2 separate regions of the Mus musculus genome follow, and region 1 is linked to region 2. Evidence: chromatin loops called from intact Hi-C (ENCODE). Cell type or tissue: left cerebral cortex. All regions are shown on one strand.

Region 1 (5,000 bases), 72 kb after region 2:
CCTGCATTTAAGATAGGGATCTGACTTGCTCGTCTTCTCTCCCTTAGTAAAGAACAAAGCCCTCTCAGTTCTTCTCCATAATGACTTAGCCACTCAGAACAGCGTGAACCTGACCAGACTCTCACCAGAAAGGTCCCCATGGGCTCTCAGCATCCCAAATCGCATCATTTCAGCCGGGGCTGATAGTGATCGCTTTCACTGAGAACTTCTCTGTGCCAGCACCAAACTGGGCCTCTACTCCCTATAAGCCTTGCAAGACAGCTACTGTTGCCCCAACTTTAGAGGAAATGAAAAGCTAAAGGAGAGTGTGCAGCATACCCAAGTTTTCCAACTTTGATTTGAGTGGAGTTACCATCAAACAGGAGGCTGTCTGACACTAAAGCTCTCTCTGTGACAGCATACTGCTTCTGTTGATGACAGCCAGATCCTCCTCCTCCTCCTCCTCCTCCTCCTCCTCCTCCTCCTCCTCCTCCTCTTCTTCTTCTTCTTCTTCTTTCTCTTCCTCCTCCTCCTCCTCCTCCTCCTCCTCCTCCTCCTCCTCTTCTTCTTCTTCTTCTTCTTCTTCTTCTTCTTCTTCTTCTTCTTCTTCTTCTTCTTCTTCTTCTTCTTCTTCTTCTTCTTCTTCTTCTTTTGTCAGTCACTTCTTTCCCACCTCTGATCACTGCCACCTGAACCTTCTCTGTCATTAGCCTTAAAATGACATCCTTATGATTGGAAAATCTTGTTTTCTTCCTAACTCCTATGTCAATCACTTACTAACAAACAACATTTAAAGCTGACACACACTGTTGCAGGTTTTCTTTACTTTAGGCCTTCTAATAATCACCAGTGTTTTGGTAGGGCTTTTTTTATCTTACAGAATGTGTTCTCCTTCTGCCTTCAGAAAAGCAGAATGAATGGGCAAGTGCCATGTTGGATCAACTCTTCTTACTGCTCACAACTCTTCTTACTGACACAAGGCTCAGACACAGTGAAAGCTTGTGTGATTAGGACCCAGGCCTCAGAGGGTTTTAGAGGTTTAGTCCATTATCATGGCAGGGAGCATGGCAGCACGCAGGCAGACATGGTGCTGAAGAAGGAGGTGAGCGTTCTGCATCGAGATCTACAGGCAGCAAGAAGAGTGAGATTGCAGCGCTTGGCTTGGAATTTTGAAACCTCAAAGCCCAGCCTCTGTGACACACATCTTCCATTAAGGGCACACCTAACTCCAACAAGACCACACTTCTTAATCCCCCTCAAGTAGTGCCATTCTCTAATGACCAAGCATTTGAATCTGTGCACCCATGAGAGCCTTTCTTATTCAAGCTACTACATTCTACTGCCTGACCCCTATAGGGGTCATATATATATCATAATGCAAAAAAAAATTCATAAAGTCCGACTCCAAAAGTCCCATAGTCTATCACAGTCTCAACACTGTTTAAAAGTCCAAAGTCTCTTCTGGGATTCAAGGAAATCTCTTGACTGTTTGTTACCCCCTATGCAATCCAAGTCAAAAAGCAGATAACAACTTCCAACCTACAGGGCATGGAATATACATCAGCATTCCAAAAGGGAGGAAAGGCGCATAGTGAGGAATGCTGGACCAAACCCAGACCCTCACCTCTCCTTTCAGCCTCTGTTAGGGTTCCTGTCTGCAGCCCCTCTCTGAGATGAAATATATATTGTGTACCACACAATATCACAAGAGGCAAAGCTGTGATAGGAACTCTGGCGTTCTGACTCCTGGTCTTTCACCACCACACCCTGTCTCTTGTGTTTAGCTTCTGCAGCTGTGGAAGACAGGAAGAGTCTCTAAGAGAAACTACAGTTCCCATTTTAACCAGTGTTTACTATATATGCTCTGACTTGTCAGTCGTAACAGGGGAACAGTAATTCCCTGGAGGTGTATGCTTTGTATATAGACACCGTAGACTTGGGGTCTTGCTGATTTCCTCTCCTGAAAGTACCTCTCTGCACCCCTGAGATCTAGGAAGAAAACATTCAATATGAAGAAAGGATATCCCCATTTTGAACAATGTGTAGTTAGTTGTCTTGAATGCTGTTTTTAAAGGGGCAATGGAAGACAAACTGCAGGATAGACCCAGAGGTAGTTGCTCTACCAGTGGAAGGAGATAGGTCTTGTATCATTATTAATGATTCTGGATGCAATTGATTTCTACTGTTTGAAGTGGGGAGCCCTTAGATTCCCACATCTCCCATAATTGCACTAGAAGGCCAGACAGAGGTGAGCTGTCTCTGGGAAACTCACCAGGCATAGTGACCGAGACAAGTGTTTAAAGGGAACTGTGTTTCTGACCCTTGGCATGTGCCTGGAAGTTTTAACTAGCCAGAATGCGCTATCTGTACACTCTTTCAACTGTTACCCAGTTCTGAATCTTTACTTCCATCATCTAGCCAGAAAAGTCACCCAGGTACAGTGGCTTTCTCAGTGATGATTCATTAGTGACAGACAGAGAGTAAGAGCCCAGATCCCCATCCAGGCTCCAGGATCCCAGCTTTTGGATCCCTTCATACCTCACACGTGGCAGCCAGGCTCATTCTCTGCAGCTTGGTGAGGTGGAATCCCATAACATTACAGCTGCAGTACCCCAGTGTGGTCCAGCGGGCGCCCAGGCAGGTCAATGCCTCGTGGGTTCCAGAATCGTCGTACATTGAGACAAAGCCTTCTGAAAGCTCCCTGGACGAGGAGCCTTCGCAGTGTTCAGATCACCAACCCTTTGTGACTGCTTATATTAAAAACACTACATGACCAGACCAGTGTTAGAAACATTCAGCACATGTTGTATGATTATCTGCTCAGGAGTTTGTATTGTCTTCTACTAAGGGAGATTTTTTTTTGTTTCCCAGTGTGGAAATAATTAATAGTGCAGCTTCCAGCAAGTCTGTACGGATGATGTGGTAAATGCAGGCTGACAGTCTGCGCTGAGCGAAGTTTCCTCGGCTTCCTGTGTTTCTCTAACTACATCTCTGGACATGGAAATTGTAGCCTGTAAACTGGGTTAAGGTTCATAACAAATCTCGTTTGCCACTTTCAAACAGCAGCAGCTGCACACAGGAAGGAAATTGTGTTCCTTGAAATTGTAGATTTCAAATGGCTTAGAACCCCCAGACATTATCATGATAGGAATAATAACAATAATAATTTCTACCTATTTCATAGATTTGGGATCTCTATGGCCTAAGGTCCTTTAACTGCTTCACCCCTGTTCAGCCTGCAGTGGCTTCCATGTAACAGTGACAGTGACAGTTAGGGATGCCAAGCCTGTTTTGTAGGCCAAGCTGGAGAAAGGGTAGTCAGAAAGATGGACAGTGCAGGAAGCTGGTGAAGTAGCTGTCTGGATGCAGGCACCAAAGCCTGTTGTGATTGCCCCAGGTTCCCTCCAGCCAGCCTTTGAAGCCCGGGAAAGCCAGAGGGCCACAGCCCCCAGTTCTGCTGTGATTGTTCACTGAAGTGCTCCACACTGTCCTCTCCTCCTGTAGTAAATGAGAATATCACCCATGTAAGGGACTTAAGATTTATCTGGGGACACACTCAAGTTCACGACTGATCGATCACTCGGAACCTTATATCCAGCAGCTGCCGGAGAGCTGCCGAAGCCCCGACGAGTGGTGATTGCCTGGGGCGTCCTGGTATACTCAGTCTGGATGAAGCCTTTGCACTGTACGGTTCAGGAAATGTTCTGGGTAATTCTCCTCATGCCACAGAGTTCATAGCCCTGCTGTGGTTGGCAAAGTCATCTTGGAGGGTAGCGTGCAAGACTCTGTGTGTACAACATTGTAAGAACGTGTGCAGGTGCGGGCACGCCCCGGCGCATCTGTGTGGGTCAGAGGCGATTTTCAGGAGTTTCTTCTCTCCCTCCATTGTTGTGGGTATCAAAGTCACACGTGAGGCATAGGCGGCAAGTTCTATTTCTATACCCACTCAGCTGTCTCAGCAGCCCAGTCTTCTCTTATATGCTATAGTGACAGAGGAGTAAAAGCAGCAAGGACCTGTGGGCATCTCGGAAGCTCTGTTTGTGATATGCATCACTGTATGTGTTACTGAAGCCCTGGGTGCAGGACACCTTCAGGTGTGGACAGACAGACATAGGTATCCCCGTGCTTCGCACGCTGGGCCAGCTTGGCCTTGGCCTTTCAAGTGACTGACATTTACAGTGTGTTTTTGCAGTGACTCTGGACGTGGGAGCAGCCTCTTAGACAGAACCATCGCTGACAGACGACAGCTTAATACAATCACTTTGCCAGACTTCAGCGATCCTGAGACAGGTGAGAATCAAGAGCCAGAGGGGGGGTGCTGGGGGGGGAGCAGAAGGTGGGACCAGGTGCTGGGTTGGTATTTGAGATTGACAGACCCCAGGAGTAGGGTGGAGGGTGAAAGGGGTTGGGGTAGAGTGTGGGGAGAGGCCTCAGGCAAATAACTGGACACTTAACTGAGAGGTGCCCCTTCAGCCTCATTTTCCAGTGTTGGTTCACAGTGAGGAAATTAGTATCATTAGCCCAGATCAACTCTTAAATCTATTTCCCCTTGTTCTGGGAACTTAAACTTTGAAACTGCAGTTTGGTGGCTTCTGTGTGCGGCAGGTTTCCTCTCTTCTCTGTCTCCTGTAGGCTTCTGCCCTTGTTGAAATCAGCCATTCTGAGCTCTAATCAGTTGCATACATAAACACACATGCTTCCAGTAAGAGGACCTGTCTGGTGACAGGGGCTTCTGAGCTACTAGTTCTACTGTCCTCATGTGGTGGCCCATAGCATTTTACTGCCTCTGAGCAAATGTTTCTACTTGGCTGGTAAAGACCTCTGGGGGTAGTGTGCTCCGTGAGCATGCGTCCACAGCTCCCTGGATGCAGGGAAGGAAGCGCACCTCCCTAATTTTCATAGCTACAAACAAACAGCTCCAGCAGTAATGCTGGGTCATCACTGACAATCTGGGAACCCTACAGACCCACAAAACATAATGAACTTCACTCAGCTTCGAGCTTTAGAGGTAGTTCTAGGAC
Region 2 (5,000 bases):
GTGGGCACTGCATGCATGGGGTACACTTATATGCATGCAAACAAAACACTCATAGACATAATACATACATACATACACACACACACACACACACACACACACACACACAAAACACATACATACATACTGCATGGGGAAGGAGAGAATTTTTCTTTTTCTACTCGTCTTCTAAGAAATGAAAAGATAAATAAAAGAAAGATATGTTAAATTTGACATTGTTAGGCCATCGGAGTCTGAAAGATTCTCAAGTCCTCTCAACCATCTCAGCCTTGGTTTTCTGTTATGAGCTGATGTTGGAGCTCTGGCTCTTTTCAGAATATATCTCCCTCTTGTTGGATAGGACTCAGGAGATAATATCAAAAAGCTATAACTGTTCAGAGTTGTAAAACAAAATTTATGCCATTGTAAACTTATGCTAACAATGAATTTGGAGCTCAGCACTGGAAAAAGCTGTTTCAGAGCTACAGAGGGAGATCTGTACAGAGGGGGCCTGTGCAGTGATGGAGCTTCAAGTGAAGATCTTAATATAAGAACCAAAGCATTAAGACTGCTGGTGGAAAACACTTCTAGATATTGACATGGAACATTCTGCAAAAATAATCCTCCCATAGCATAGGAGATCATTTTTAGTTTTTGTTTGTTTTTTAATATTTAATTTATTTATTTAATCTAAGTACACTGTAGCTGTCTTCAAACACTCCAGAAGAGAGCATCAGATTTCGTTACGGATGGTTGTGAGCCACCATGTGGTTGCTGGGATTTGAACTCAGGACCTTGGAAGAGCAGTCAGCGCTCTTAACTGCTGAGCCATCTCACCAGCCCCGGAGATCATTTTTAAAGGAATTGACAAGTAGGGATGCATAAATTTAAAGGCTTCTTTATAGCAAAGGAAGCAATCACCAGAGTTAAGACAGACTACAGATTGGGGGTCTATCTATGCCAAATAAACATTAGGCAGTGGACTAGTAGGACTAATAGCTAGAATACATAAAGAACTGTAAAAACAGAATGACCCCCACCCTCCCAATCATCCTGTCAGCTAATGGGCTACTGAACGGAGGAGACGGGCTTAAAACACTGATGGCCAATCAACATTGGAGAAAGACTTTGATATCTTTAGCTATCAAAGAAATGCAAATTAAAACTACTTTAGATTACATCTCACCTTACTCAGAAAGGCTGTCATCAAGATAACAGAGGACAACAAATGCTGATGAGTGAGGTTTATTGACTGTTGATAGAAATCCGTGTAGAAGTCCCTCAGCAACCTAAAGACAGCCACCATATGACCCAGCTATACCATTCCTGAATATGTACCCGAAGAACTCTTAATGAACCAGAGATATTTCCATGTCCATGTTTATTGCTGCTGTATGCACAGTAGCCAAGATATGTAACCAGTCTAGATCTCCTTCAGCAGAATATAAAGTGAAAATGTATAGATATACACATGAATACATACATACAGCAGAATTGCATTCAGCTATGAAGAATAATAAGGTGACATTTGAGGGAGAAAATGTGTGTGTGTGTGTGTGTGTGTGTGAGAGAGAGAGAGAGAGAGAGAGAGAGAGAGAGAGAGAGAGAGAACATGAGACAGATGAAAGAAAAGGCTTTGATTCTGAGATGGGAAAGAAGAGAAGCACCATTTGGAGAGGGAAGGTATCAGCCAGAGGAGGATGGAGAGAATGTGAGGGTGGAAGAGGGGCAATGAGAATAAGGGATAATGACATGTATTTATGAAAAAACGAACCCATTATTTATATGTTAACTCAAAGTTTGATTTAAACAATTGAAAATAAAAAAAGAGGAAGGGCCAACTGCTGGAGAGCTGGAACCTTCAAGGTTGTACAGACAACTGTGGGGTAGCACAGGCTCGCAGGAAGTCAAGCCTGGGGGTCACAGAGAGCCCTGGAATGATGAGAGTCTAGAGAACAACAAACACGCATAGAAAGGGGAAGGGAGAAGGCACAGGAGTGGGTGAAAGGTAGAGGAGACTCCTCCCACTATGAAAAGGGGTGAGTTTGACCATGCATAGGCCAAGGGACACTGCAGCTCTGCCTGTGGGGCTGGGCACAGCAATGGCACAGGGATCAAAGGTGGCCTGGCCTGCCAGGCTGAGCACACAGCTGGTCCTAAAGATTGCAGGCGCTTTCCTCCCTGGTCTTAGCTGAGTTGTTGGAGCTGCTCCAACCTGGGGGAAACACACCCAGCACAGAAAGCAAAGTGCAGGAGACGACCCAGGCTCTGACACCTTGCCAGAGTGTGCTGCTTGATCCTGGCAAAAACCTTACCGTAGTGAGTTCTGACATCATCGTACCATCTCAGTCAAGGGCGGTGAAATGGAATAAATGACCTCCTGTCAGGAGTCTGTGGAAACCCTCAGAACCAGGTGTTCTGATGTTCAACTTTGAGTGGAAACTTTAAGCAACAGTTTGTTCTAGCTATTTAATGGGCCTCAGCATTTTAGGGACAAACTAATAGTTTAGAAATATGAAAGCAATCATGTGGGTTTTTTTTTTTTTCATTTTCCTCCTTTTTCTTCCTTGCTATCATGATTAAACATGTAGCTTTTTTTTTTTCTGTTCAGTGGCGAATAGGAAGTGATTGAGTAATATCTGACTTTAAAATGTTTGTTTGTTATAGACTGTTTGGTGAGAATTGAAGAACTTGGTATTTAGGGTGCTTGTGACTATTTCTAATATTTAAAACGTGGCACCCCTTCCCTGCTGTTCTGGGATGCCACCCTCATTTGACCAGCCTCAGGCCTGCGCTACTCTGCCACTGCTCTGGACTCTTTGTTTAGGAGCAGAATTCTTCTGGGCTGAGCAGAGTCTGATTCTGAATCCTGAACACAGTCTGGGATCCAGCTGGGGACAGCTCGCACTCACGCCAGAGTCTTCCTCTGCCAGGACCTCTTGCAGATTTCCCCTCAGCAGGCTCAGCCTCCTTCTACCTAAAGATTTGTACATTCCTCCAGCAGAGGGCCTCCGTCTTGCGTGGGAGAAACCACAGCCAGCCAGAAAAGGGAATTGGGTTTCTCTCCTCATTATGTATCAGGTAGCAGAGGGCAGAACATCAGGCACAGGGCTTCTTCACCTGGCTTTAATGGATTTGCTTTCCGGTTTGAACCAGTACCTAAGAAGCATCTATCTCATTAGCTGTCCTCACCAGAGCATAGAATTTATGCTATTTGTGTGTGTGAAGTAATTTGAATATCAGTGCACAAAATACACATGTGAGCTCTTGGATTCGTATTTGTTCCTTCCTCTCAAGCCATCTCTGCTTTATAGAGCTCATCTTTCTTTTGTCCAAGGTGGTGACAGCATGGTGGGAAGCTCCCAGTTTGCTCTCTTGCCACACTTAGAGCCTGAGCAAACCCTTTCACTTCTTGACTCTGTTGGATCATTTCTGGCTAGAAAATTCTGTGCTTCCATAACTCTATAAATAGTTCGTTCTGCAAAGAGGACATAGGAGACGCCCCAAATGACCAGGTCCTATTTGTAGCCTTCCCACAGTTACAATATTTAGCTTTGAAGTACTGTTCAAGGTCTAATTTCCACCATGGCAAAACAGTTCTTTCTGTGGTCTACCAGAGTCTGTAGTGACATCATCTCAGGCATGTCCTTGTTTCATGAGTTCAGAGGGCTGCCCTTTATGTACACGGTAGGCATTTAATTGGTGATATGGAAATAGAATTAGCTGTCGTAGCCGTTCCCATCCCTTTTTAGCTGTGACTGTTTCCTCCCCTCAGATTACTCCAGAGCACTGAGCTTCAGCCCAGAGCAATGTACGTTGTTAGCCATGAACTCGAATCCCATACAAATGAGTGGAGGGACAGGCAGGTTAGGCTGCATGTCCCAGGCCTACTCCCTAATTTTTGTTCATGTCTCCAATGAACTTCCTTAGTGCTACTTAGAGTCCTGAGCACAGGCTTCTCTTTTTATGCTAGCACAAAGCTTCTGACCTGATAACATCTCATCTGTGTGGGTGAGAGGGCTGGGGGGATATTTACATACTGAGCCAATTAGTCAGTGTCTTAAAGTTCTGGGCTTGTTGTTGTGAATGAGAATTCGGAGAAGCCTTTACCCCTGTGGCTTGCATCTTACAGAAGCACATTTTTATCTCAAATCTTTGCATGATTTAAAATGCAACCCAGACAAGAGCCAGATACCTTGATCATCTGTCACAGCCTCCGGAGTCTGGCTGACAGTCTTGCACCTGCTGACCCGTTCTGTGGCTTTTTGGAAAGATGAGATGTGTTCTAATGAGTGTGTTATAAATATCACTGAGTTCTGTCATAGATGGTGGCAGTGCTCAATGTAAAGGAAATGGCTGGGAGGTGTTCCCAGCTAAAGAGGCCAGACCCAGCGTTCCGAGAGAACAAGTATGGCCTGGATATATTGACCAGGGTGTTCTAAAGAATGCTGTGCCCTGAGTGAAGTGCTTGGCTAGCCTTGTCTTTGTGGAGCATTACGATGCTGAATAGACCATGTTCTGATCAGTCAGGAAGCCCAGGAACCAGTCAGCACACAGTGACTCAGAGAGTGAGTGCTGTCGGCCCTTTGCTTCTTTTTATCAGTTCAGGGTCATAGGGTCCATGGGATGGACTTAATAGGCAGGGATTTCTGTTCTGAACGATGAGAGGGGATTAAGCAAGGCTGTCGCTCCTTTTTCATACCCTTTCTCCTTCTGCTCATGAATTTCCAGCAAGAAGCCTTATCCACATTGCATGCAGTGCCTTGCTGAGTTGAGTCCTCAACTGCCCAGTGACATCATATTCCTTTTAATGAAAGTATAAATTCCAGGACCACTCTGGGATGGGGGTCACTGTATGTTTGAAAATAGATTCTTGTAAGGTGTATCTTACCTTTTTCTCTTCACCTCAGGACTGATTTTTAGATTTTTGTCTCCTTAAGGAAATTAGATTAGATCTAAAAAGCATACACACAAGAAATTATCAGTGTCGGGTCAGTTGCTCAAAGACAGACTGATATGTG

Evidence for each region. Peaks named below come from ENCODE experiments on the same cell type or tissue, not always from the same donor. Only the 100,000 strongest peaks of a DNase experiment are listed, where the experiment ranks them.
Region 1: it touches region 2 in a loop (2.5-fold over the local background); 3 of 42 quality-filtered maps call a loop at or near these places.

What each region holds. Positions count from the first base shown.
Region 1 is chr12:100,347,205-100,352,204 of GRCm38, reverse strand. It overlaps Ttc7b (tetratricopeptide repeat domain 7B), which reads left to right. Exons shown (of 20, transcript NM_001033213.1): 17 at 4,172-4,269. It overlaps Gm51958 (a long non-coding RNA gene), which reads right to left and starts at 2,798. Exons shown (of 3, transcript XR_003950124.1): 1 at 2,518-2,798. In left cerebral cortex, a CTCF peak has its summit at 2,620; DNase peaks (open chromatin) are centred at 2,479 and 4,897; H3K27ac peaks cover 4,238 bases.
Region 2 is chr12:100,419,701-100,424,700 of GRCm38, reverse strand. The region is part of intron 5 of Ttc7b (tetratricopeptide repeat domain 7B); the gene reads left to right. Among named protein-coding and RNA genes, the nearest start is that of Gm51958, 73 kb to the right of the region's middle. In left cerebral cortex, a CTCF peak has its summit at 2,980 (motif pointing right); DNase peaks (open chromatin) are centred at 2,995, 3,662, 4,158 and 4,487; H3K27ac peaks cover 3,119 bases.